2 separate regions of the Homo sapiens genome follow, and region 2 is linked to region 1. Evidence: chromatin contacts called from ENCODE Hi-C or POLR2A ChIA-PET data. All regions are on one chromosome and are shown on one strand. Each heading gives the region's core, a stretch centred on a gene start or an enhancer-like site at or near the end of the contact. The rest is flanking DNA. Distances are from core to core; before and after follow the strand shown.

Evidence for each region. Hi-C counts contacts between places; a loop is a spot of excess contacts on that map. ChIA-PET counts read pairs that join two places held with the same protein, here RNA polymerase II (POLR2A). Pooled maps may share reads with other maps.
Region 2: a map of PC-3 shows a loop between it and region 1 (2.2-fold over the local background). The contact joins two enhancer-like sites. A Hi-C loop is called at or near these places in 4 of 168 maps with a recorded cell type or tissue (Caco-2, MCF 10A, PC-3 and 1 more) and 1 of 50 pooled maps. POLR2A ChIA-PET finds 5 or more read pairs at or near these places in 5 of 52 experiments (A673, BJ, MCF 10A and 2 more).

What each region holds. Positions count from the first base shown.
Region 1 is chr5:16,855,592-16,860,954 of GRCh38, forward strand. All of the region lies in intron 2 of MYO10 (myosin X), which reads right to left. Among named protein-coding and RNA genes, the nearest start is that of MYO10, 78 kb to the right of the region's middle. Within about 2 kb of position 2,225, at least 4 of the 41 ENCODE cell types and tissues checked have a DNase peak (open chromatin) inside an H3K27ac peak, as active enhancers do; they include A673 and PC-3, where a contact is called at or near this core.
Region 2 is chr5:16,913,973-16,919,638 of GRCh38, forward strand. All of the region lies in intron 1 of MYO10 (myosin X), which reads right to left. Among named protein-coding and RNA genes, the nearest start is that of MYO10, 19 kb to the right of the region's middle. Within about 2 kb of position 2,684, at least 6 of the 41 ENCODE cell types and tissues checked have a DNase peak (open chromatin) inside an H3K27ac peak, as active enhancers do; they include A673 and PC-3, where a contact is called at or near this core.

The sequences.
Region 1 (5,363 bases), core at 975-3,474:
GACAGGATTTGCCCTTTACAAAGGCATGTTGGCAACATTCCCTGGAGGCCTGATCTCTTTTGAGTCCTTTGTTACAAAAGCTTCCTGAAACTCGGGACAGCATATGCTCCAACCCATTGTCATAAGAGTGACTGTCTCTCAGCTCAGCCAGTTAACATCTGTCATTAGCTCTGTTTGCAGGAGCAAAAGCAGATGCTTGGAACAAGGCACTGTGAACTCTGACGTGGCGGGGAGATGGATGCATTTTAGAACAGCAGATCATTCCAGGAGACTGAAATGCTCACTGAATTCTCAAGGGTTAGCTACCTGTTACCCTCACTGGAAGACCTACGCTATTATTAATTATCCCAAAATGATTCCCAGAACCATCTGTAACATCCAAACAGCAGCCAGATGAACGACGGACTTTAACGTCTGAAACGAAGCAACTGCATTTGAAACTTCTAACACAGGCCACGAGCTGAATTTACAAATGGAACAGTATTGTTTTCTGTGAGATTGCACACGCCTGCATTCAAGTCTTCATCTAGGAAACCCTCTGGGGATTTCTTTTCCCTTAAAAATTCATTAGAATAATCAATCGTATGACACATCACAGCTTGTACTGCAGCCGTCTCATCTTTAACAAGTTCAGGAAAATGTGTCAACACAGATATTTGCAAATTCTAAAGAAAGACCTGTTCAAGACCAGGCACTGTGGCTCACGCCTGTAATCCCAGCATTTCAGGAGGCTGCATCATTTGAGGCCAGGAATTCAAGACCAGCCTGGCCAACATGGCAAAACCCCATCTCTACTAAAAATACAAAAACTAGCTGGGCGTGGTGGTGTACACCTGTAATCCCAGCTACTCAGGAGGCCAAGGCAGGAGAATCGCTTGAACCTGGGAGGCGGAGGTTGCAGTGAGCCGAGATCGCACCACTGCACTCCAGCCTGGGTGACAGAGTGAGACTGTGTCTCAAAAAAAAAAAAAGAGCGAGCCGTTTCTTTCCTTGGAGTATTTTAAAGGTATCAATGAATCATTCAAGCAAAGTAAGTGGAAGAAGGGAGGTGGAGTCTACAGATGGGGCCTCTTGTCTTAGAGAGTCTTGCTCAAGCTTCCGGGATCTGATGGGGGCAGGGACGAGGGTAAGGAAGCAGGTGCCAGCATGCATGATTTAGGGATGAGTCCAACGCTGCAGTCATGCATGACCCTGAGTGAGTGGTTCTTAAAAGTTTCCACCCAAGGGCCTCCCCTTGCCTCAGCCTTCTTCTGGCCATCTTTCTGGTTCCTTCATGCCAGGTGGCATGGACAATGGGATAAAAGACCATATTAGAAATCTATGGAAACTTTGGGAGTTCCAACAGAAGCATTTAAATAGGAATCGAGCTTAGAAAACAAGCAATATGTATCAGCCTATCATGGCAAATGATAAGTTAACGATTTAACTGATCTTCCATGTTAAAAATAGGCATTATATGTGTCAATTAGGTTAGTATATGCACAATCAACTCGCTTTCTGAAATACTTCGAGGAGGAGAGCTTCCTTGGAAATGTGCTGGGCTCTGATGAACACACAACACACAGGCTTGTCCTCATTTTGCTGTCCCTGAAAGCAGCTCTCCCTTAAGCCAACCCAGAAAACAACACTGGGTTACAGACTAAGCCACTGGCAGGTGTTAGTATTTAAAACTAAGCACTCAAGACTACATATGGTTTCTGACACAATACTGCTCAATAAGGATTCCTTTACGGCAGCAGCAGTTGAAAAAGGTACTCAGGCTGTGAAAGTGACCACCTGTATTTTTAAAGAACATGCTTTGGGAGGAAGACGGTGTATGAGATGCTTTTATTTAGAGCATGGATTTCAAAAAACAAATCCCCACACATAGCCTGCCAACCCCTGCAGACCCATTTTCAAAGTATGGCTTCTAGACTAGCAGCATCAGCAGCACCTGGGGACTTGTTAGAAATGCACATTTGCAGGCTCCTAAAACACCTGCTGAATCAGAAGCTCTGGATTGAGACCTAGAATTCAGTGGTTTCACAGGTCTTCCAGGAGGTCCTCATCAATTGAGCCTACTCAATTTTGAGAGCCACTGCCCCACAGGTAGCAAGAAACATGAGTTTTGCCACGGGCTACTTTAACCTCTTGAGCAAGGAACCTCCTCTCACTGGGAAAACAAAGCAATTGGGCTTAACAACAGACTCATCCTGGCTGGTCGCACTGGTTGCAAAGAGTCCTGGGCTCACCTCCAGGGAGGCTGTACCATTTGGTGTGGCATAGTGGCCCAGGAATCTCATTAAGTAGCTCCTCAAGTCATTCCAATGTGTAACCAGAACTGGGAACCCTGGAAGATCCCCTGAAGCACTAAATATCATATCAGAAGTAATTGGGGTAAATGAGCCTTTAGATCAGGCTTGGCAAACTTTTTCTGCTAAAGGACTGACGGTCCATACGTGAAGCTTTGCAACTCCTCAGCTGTGCCACAAAAGCATCTGCAGGGACAAAGACCATAGCAAGGCCTTTCCACAAGACGCTACCTGCTGTGAACGCAGTCACAGATAAGAGGCCGATGAATGGGCATGGCTGTGTTCCAATATAACTTTATTAAATTTGAATTTCACATGATTTTCACGTGTCAAAATATGCTTCTCGTGAGTTTTTCCAGACATTTAGAAATGTAAGAAACAATCTCAGCTTGTAGACCATACAATTCAGGCTGTAGGCAAGGGCTGCAGTTTGCTGCCCCTGTTCAGTCGCACACTGGAGTCGTCACATAAGCTTTACACAGGAATGCTGTGTTGATAACATCTGTCACTTCAACATACACACACAGCTGCTTTCAAAAAAGCTAGATGCTACTTTTGTAAAAAAAAAAAAAAAAATCGAGGTTTAATTTGCATGCAATAAAATACACAGCTTTGATGAATCACGCAGAACAATATATTGAGCATTTCTGTTACCTTTGAAAATTCAATCCTCCGAGGTAACCATTTAGTCTGATTTTTTAGATGTCTGTTATCTTTAAAATGGCAGCACAATCATATGGTTTGAAATAAAAGCTGAAAGTTCAGGCTTCCATTGCAGTTCTACGTAACACACAGGGCCGGGTGCAGTGGCTCATGCCTGTAATCTCAACACTCTGGGAGGCCGAGGTGGGCGGGTAACGAGGTCAGGAGTTTGAGACCTGCCTGGCCAACACGGTGAAACCCCATCTCTACTAAAAATATAAAAATTAGCCAGGTATGGTGGCATGTGCCCGTAATCCCAGCTACTCAGGAGGCTGAGACAGAAGAATCACTTGAACCCGGGAGGTGGAGGTGGCAGTGAGCCGAGAGTATGCCACTGTACTCCAGCATGGACAACAGAGCAAGACTCCATCTCAGGGGAAAAAAAAAATAAGTAACATACACCACTTGGCATAAGCTCTGGTCTCTCTCCAACATGGGGCTCCTGTTTGGGATTTACCCGCCTGCTCTTTATCCTGTGTTCTCATCCAGCCCACAGTGGGGTCTTTTAAGCCAAGGAGGGCAGGGGTACCCCTGGAGTAGAGTGGAACAAGCTGGCTTTAGTCCATTTGGGCTGCTGTAACAAACTACCACAGACTGGATGGCTAATTAACAATAGAAATCTATTTCTCCTGGTTCTAGAGGCTGGGAAGTCCAAGAGCAAGGATATTCTGCATCTGGTGAGTGTTGCTTTCTGGTTCATAGATGGGACCTTGTAGCTGTGCCCTCATGTGGTGGAAGGGACAAACAAGCTCCCTTAGGCCTCTTTTATATGGGCACTAACTCCATTCATGAGGGGCCCACCCTCATGACCTAATCACCTCCTAAAGGTCTTACCTCCCAATACCATCACATTGGGGGCTAGGATTTCAACATAGGAAGTTTGGGGCCAGGTGCAGGCACCTTATAATCCCAGTGCTTTGGGAGGCTGAGGCAGGAGGATCATTTGAGGCCAAAAGTTTGAGACCAGCCTGGGCAACACAGTGAGATCCCATCTCTACAAAAAAGTTGAAAAATTACCTGGCCATGGTGGCACATGCCTGTAATCCCAGTTACTTGGGAGGCTGAGACAGGAGGATCACTGAAACCCAGGAATCTGAGGCTGTAGTGAGCCATGATCATGCCACTGTACTCCAGCCTGGGTGACAGGGTGACACTAACTCAAAATAATAATAATAATAATTTTGGAGAAATACAAACATTCAGACCATGGCAAGGCCCTTCCACAAGATGTCACCTTCACCCACCCCCAGAGCTGTTCACTCCCTGAGCATCCCTGGCCCACCCCCACCCAGGGCCGTGCCCTTCCTTCAGGCCCCAATTCTCTCTCTCTCAAGATAGAAACAGGTAAGGGAAATTTCCTCAGAAACATAAATATAACTTAACTGAGTTATCTGAACCCAAAGACCACCCTTGATGGCCACCATGTATGTAGCTCAATGGAGGGGAAAGAAGATATTTCAGGAAGCTGCTTTATCAGTGGGATTTCTCTACAAATTAGAAAAACCTGCACACTATTAACTCACAACGTGGAAGAAGCGGCCAATCACTGGGTTCTGTTTTAGACACAAAAAGAAAAGAGGGCAGGGCCATAAGAAAGGGGGAGAAAAATGAGAGAAACAAATGTCTCTGGAGATTTATACCATCAGAAAGGCCAGCCCCTCCTCCCATAGCCCCTACACCCACAGGGCAGGAAGTAGCTCGACTGGAAGTAAATAGCAAATAAGTGGAAAGTTTGGGGTAGGGGACACAGTGAGAAGAGGAAGAAGAAAGACTTTCCAATTGATCTCAGATCAAAGTACCCACTGAGTCAGTGGTTCTCTAATTTCAGTGTGAATAAAATCATTCGGGCAACTCGTTAAATGCAGATCCCAGGCCCATATTTACTGAGAAATGGATTCAGGCAATTTTGAAATGAGTCAAAAAACCCTGCATTTTTAACAAAGGCCCCAGTGGTTATGAAGCAGCTGGTCAGAGAAACGCACTTGCAGAGACACTCCGTTAGTATCTGGGACACTTAAACCCAAATGTCCTCCTCTAACAGAGTGTTCAACTTGAGAGGATGGGAGAAGGAAGGAAGAGATGGGAAAATCAAGAGTAAGCAGAGGCTCTTAAGAGAGTCAACGGATGAACTCCAGGGCCTCTGACAGATGAGGGCCCGTGATGAACGATGGGTGGGTGGAGGGGTGGATGGACGGATGGAGAGAGGGAGCTATTCCAAATCAACGCAAGCACCGAAGACATTCTACAGAACCAGCTAAGAAAGGATGGCCAAAAAGGAGCTGATTACTACCTAGGAAAAACAAAGGCCTCGTTAGCACTTTCTAAGCCCAGCTTGCAAAAGTGTGCTTTCACAACAATTTTTTAAGGCAA
Region 2 (5,666 bases), core at 1,434-3,933, 59 kb after region 1:
AGACAAGAAACAATACAACACAGCTAACCTGGGCTCCTCCCTGGAAACACACCTGAAGATACCAACTTCAGTGGTGGGGCAGGAAAAGCAAAGGAACATGAGCAAGTCTGTCCGATCCTGACCAAATGATAAAGACCTTAATGTTCCAGCATGGTACTGCAAGCTGGGCCAAGGGTTCAAGGTGGCATTTCTTCCTACAGTACCTACGGGAAGCTGGGTAGAGACCAGGGTGTTTTATAGGAAGTGCGGGCGGCTTGGCTGAGTGCCCACTGCCAGAGCCAGCTCTGCCGATCCCAACAGCTGGCCATGCCGCCTTCCTTCGCTGCCATTCCACATGATTCCTGCCTGTGACAAACTTCCCAAGGACCTTCAGGAGCTTCTGCTGGAATACACTAAGAAGCCTGCAAGCCCATTCTTATAAGAACCTAACATGCGTTATCAGTATCAGATAGCGGTCAGCAGAACAGATCAATATGCCCCATGACCTCACTGGGATCAGTGATATCTGACAGAACCTACGTGGCCCACCTATGCCACTGTTAATTCTGCAGACCTGTTCTTTCTGCTGAGTCTACTACTTTTGTTTTGCCTATTTGTAAATACTAATTTTTCTAGCCCCAGATATGTCTTTCCTACATTTAAGGGAGTCCTAGACAAAACATGCCTTCCACTGGGTACCCCAGACATGAAAATAACCTTGAGATTTAATCACTGCCTAGTATGGGATCGTATCGCACTAGAAAAAGTCCAAATATTTTATAAGGTCACTGCCAGTCCTTGGAACCGGCAAGCCACCTGGCCGTGAGAGCAGTGATAAGCTCTTGAGACATCAACTTGTAAGAGAAGAAATGAACACACAAGCTCTGGGGGAGCCAAGAAACTTGGGATCCCATCTGGCTGTGGGACTTTGCAAGGGTGGAACTTTCGCAGCTGATTAGAAATTAATATTGTAATATACATACATCACAAGATTAAAAGTATAACCTTAAATAAACGGAAATTTCCCAGAAATGCCAAAGTCACCAGCAGCAAAGAAAAAGGCTCTGGATTCATGAACAAGCTCTTCAAAGCTGGGCAAGGGACTTACATCTTGGGGTGAAGATTCTGTCTACAAAATGAAGAGGTGAGAATAGATGATCGCTAATGGCCAACTGCAAAATAATATTGATCACACAAATAAAATCCAACAACCAGGCCCTTTACACTGAACTAAGGTATATAGTGCAAGACAAAAAGAGTACTTTCTGAAGTCAGAGTCCCACCAGGGAACACAACTGGGTTCCAAGCCATAGGTAGTTCATCTCTACATGAGATTAACAACAGTTCCTAAGATGCAGAGGATTCAATGAGATCCAGGATATCTGTATATAAATGGCTCAGCACAGCAAATGGCACCAAATAAGTTCCTCACAGATGTCCTCTATGATTATCGTTATTTTTAAGGGTTTATAGATAAATCTGAGGGACCCTCCAAGGTGCATCAGTCAATCAGTCGTACTTCCTTGGTGTCCTCCGCATCCCCCTCCACAGCATCATGGTCTCAGTAATGGCAGGGGATGGGAACCCTCCTAGCTACCAGTACAACCACAGCAATGGCAGGCCAATCAGAGGTCAAGTGGCAGAGGTGAAGGCACGCTGAATTCCATCAACAGTGGTCTTCAACAAGCAGTCATCTCTGATGCAAAGAAATCACTCACCATTGGCTGGGCGCAGTGGCTCACGCCTACAATCCCAGCACTTTGGTAGGCCAAGGCGGGCGGATCACCTAAGGTCAGGAGTTCGAGACCAGCCTGGCCAACATGGCAAAACCCAGTCTCCAATAAAAATATAAAAAATTAGCCGGGTGTGGTGGCATGCACCTGTAGTCCCAGCTACTCAGGAGGCTGAGGCACGAGAATTGCTTGAACCCAGGAGGCAGAGGTTGCAGTGAGCTGAAATTGCGCCACTGCACTCCAGCCTGGGCGACAGAGCGAGACTCTACGTCAAAAAGAAAAAAAAAAAAAAAATCACTCACCATACATTTCTTATCCTGAATCTGAATTAACAGAGCTGGTGAGTAAATATTCAAAGCATGTCGCTTACCAGTTGAATCGCTTGGTCCCGAGTGTTAAGCCTCAGCCTTGGTAAAGATGTCATCGCTGAAGTCTCATTACCGACCCATCAAGCCCAGATTTCCACCATGAACCATCTCCAGAGACCTTCGTTCCGCCACGTCAGGGTCAGCTAATGCTCAGCAAATTATCCACTTAGTAAATTCATTTCACCGTCAACAGATAGTGGTGCAGACTCGTGTTCTAACAAATTAAATATCCCATTCGGAGTTCTGAGGAGTCTTTTTAAGTTATTCCCAATCAATAAGAAAAGCACACATGACACTAAAGCTCCTCTAGAAAGATGGCTCATTTCTCTTCCAATGTCAAAAAGCCATGAAGTAAAAAAAAAAAAAAAAAAAAAAATCAGATTACATTAAATTACTTGCTTTTTTTCTCCTCTTGCTAGGAAGGGAAAAGAGGAGAGGAGAAGCATGGAAAGAACTCACTCCTAAATCACAGATTAAATCCAGGAAGTTTAAGATGATCCAATTTCATTTCCCTCCTGCCTGAAGATTTGATGAGAGCAGCAAGGGTGTGAACCTATAAGCAGCCTTCCATTTATTTTCAGCAAATAAAAAAGTTTTGCCTGCTGATTCAACTGCCCTCACCAAGCTTTTAGAGTGATTCATCACTGTGGCTGGCAAGAAAACAATAGGCTTGATGAAAATTAAGAAGAAAAACCACACACTTACTCATCAAAATTGGGAGAAACGGAAAAGAAAAAAGATATGAATTCACTGGTAAAGGTTCACGTACCCCATTCAAAGAGGCTGCCTCTTGCATTATCAGGGTTGGTAACAAAAATGTTGGTAATTAACTAAAATAATTAGATGACACGAAGAGGTCCAAAGAATATAGTGTAGATTGCTAACGTCAGCCCCTTCAATCTTTCTTTCATCTCAGAAATATACAAATCAGGTCCGTATTGTCTGTTCCTTCGCTTCTTAGGATCAGTGGAAACTCAAAGTTGAGAAGGCCTAGAAATAAAAATGGCTTAATATCCCAACTATTAACCAATGCTGCAGAAATCAATGTTGGAATAAATAAAACAAACATATAACTATAGATCTAGATATTTAATATAACCAAGTTGTACTAAATATAATGCCGGTATTAAAATTAATAAAAATCAGATTAATGCATCATTCACACACACCCCGAAGAGTACACTATGGAAATTACTTTAGGAATAATGATTTTATTTAGAAAATGCAGCATATTAAAATAAAATACAAGAGGGAAGATTCTTGTAAGTCAATCTTTTATATCAGGTTTTCTTACCCTTAACACTATTGACCTATTAGACTGGATCAATCTTCATTGTGGGGGCTGCCCTCTGCAATTGAGGATGTTTAGCAGCATCCTCAGCTTCTACCCACTAGACACCAGTAGTCACCTCCCATCAGTGTTAACAACCAGAAATGTCTCCTGATACTTCTAAATATCCCCGGTGAGGCAAAAGTGCCTCCAGTTGAGAACTACCATTCTATGCAAACCAGTAACTCTAGCAGGACATGGTGGGTCATGCCTGTATTCCCAGCACTTTGGGAGGCTGAGAGGGGAGGAGAGGATCACTGGAACCCAGAAGCTCAAGACCAGCCAGGGCAACACAGGGAGACCCATCTCTACAAAAAAAAAAAGGAAAAAAAAAAGAAAAAATCAGATGGGCATGGTGGCACACATCTGTAGTCCCAGCTACTCAAAAGGCCGAACGGGGGAGAATCTCTTGAGCCCAGGAGGTCCGGGGTATAGTGAGCTGTGATTGCATCACTGCACTCCGGCCTAGGCAAAAAAGCAAGACCCTGGGTCCAAAAAAAAAGTAATTCTAACCTATGTATCCATCCCTTGATAACTTCCAGGCTACATACTTTACAACAAAGAATATTTCTGCTGATCTAACCATGCTAGCCACTTTCTTTTTAAACTACAGAATACGTATTCCATAGGAATAAAAAATATTAGCAGCTGCCAAGTAGCACCACCTTAACTAAATCACAGCCTTCAAAAGCTGGTTTAAATGTAAACCATCCATTACCTTTTAAAGTCTCACACTACTAGGAGAGTCAATTTCCAAAATAGTTTCTTAAAATTGTTATCATTAAACTTGAAAGAAACAGTTTCAAGTTTAATGGGTAAGGAAGATGTGAAGAGTCCAAAAGCCCAAAGCTGTGACTAGACAGCTGCGTGTCACTTCCATCTACAAGGCAGATAGAAGCATCAGCTCAGCAGCTCAGCAGATTACAAGCAAGATTTACAAACTGCATATGGATTCCAAAGCAAATACACTTTCCCTCAATATTGCTTCATGGAAGCTAGAGTTTACCAGAAATAGACGAAACTCCAAAAAAATAACTGATGAAATTCAGTGTGGCCTTGGCATTCCACACGGATGCTCCCTGGAAACACAAAATTTCACTGAAACTATTTTTCTTTTCTTTTTTTTTTTTTTTTTTTGAGACAGAGTTTCGCTCTTGTTGCCCAGACTGGAATGTAATGGCACAATCTCAGCTCACTGCAAACTCCGCCTCCTGGGTTCAAGCGATTCTCCTGCCTCAGCCTCCCGAATATGGGATCACAGGCATGCACCATCACGCCTGGCTAATTTTTGTATTTTAAGTAGAGACAGGGTTTCTCCATGTTGGTCAGGCTGGTCTCAAACTCCCGACCTCAGGTGATCCGCCTGCCTCAGCCTCCCAAAGTACTGGGATTACATGCGTGAGCCACCGCGCCTGGCCCACTGAAAGTATTTTTCGAGCCCTCACTCGGAACAGGGATCACTTACTTACGCCAATCACTCGGGATGAGTGTGCAGTTGCTGTCATCACAAAAAGAAGCAGAAGGTCTATGTTTCTGCTTTTGCTTGGCTATAGGAAAATTTCTATTCCTTGTTCCAGTCACTGGCAGAAATCAGCTAATTCCTTTTGGACTTGTATTACCTGACTGTTCTGCTCTGTATGGAGAAGCAAATATGCATTCCTGAAGATTTCCACACAGTCTCTATTCTTCCGACTTCAAAAGCCTACCAGAACGGCCAGGAGTGATAGCTCACACCTGTAATCCCAGCACTTTGAGAGGCCAAGGCAGGCGGGATCACTTGAGGTCAGGAGTTCAAGACCAGACTGGCCAACATGGTGAAACCCTGTCTCTACTAAAAACACAAAAATTAGCTGGTCGTGGTGGCAGGCGCCTGTAATTCGAGCTATTCAGGAGGCTGAGGCATGAGAATCTCTTGAACCCAGGAGACGGAGGTTGCAGTGAGCAGAGATCATGCCACTGCACTCCAGCCTGGGCAACGGAACAAGACTCCATCTCAAAAACAAAACAAACAAATAAACAAAAATCTACCAGAACAACTGCCTTCCCCTCCAAATGAGTTCATGGAGCTAGAGCTCTCTGGCCTCCTATCCTGGCTCTATCATTTCCCAGCTGTGTGAACTTGAGCAGACTACCTCCCTTCTCTAAGACTCTGTGTTCTCATACATAAAATAAAGATGTAAACAATACAATCACTTAGGACTACCAAGCAGATTAAATGAATTAATACATGTAAAAAGCTCAGCACAGTCCTAGCCC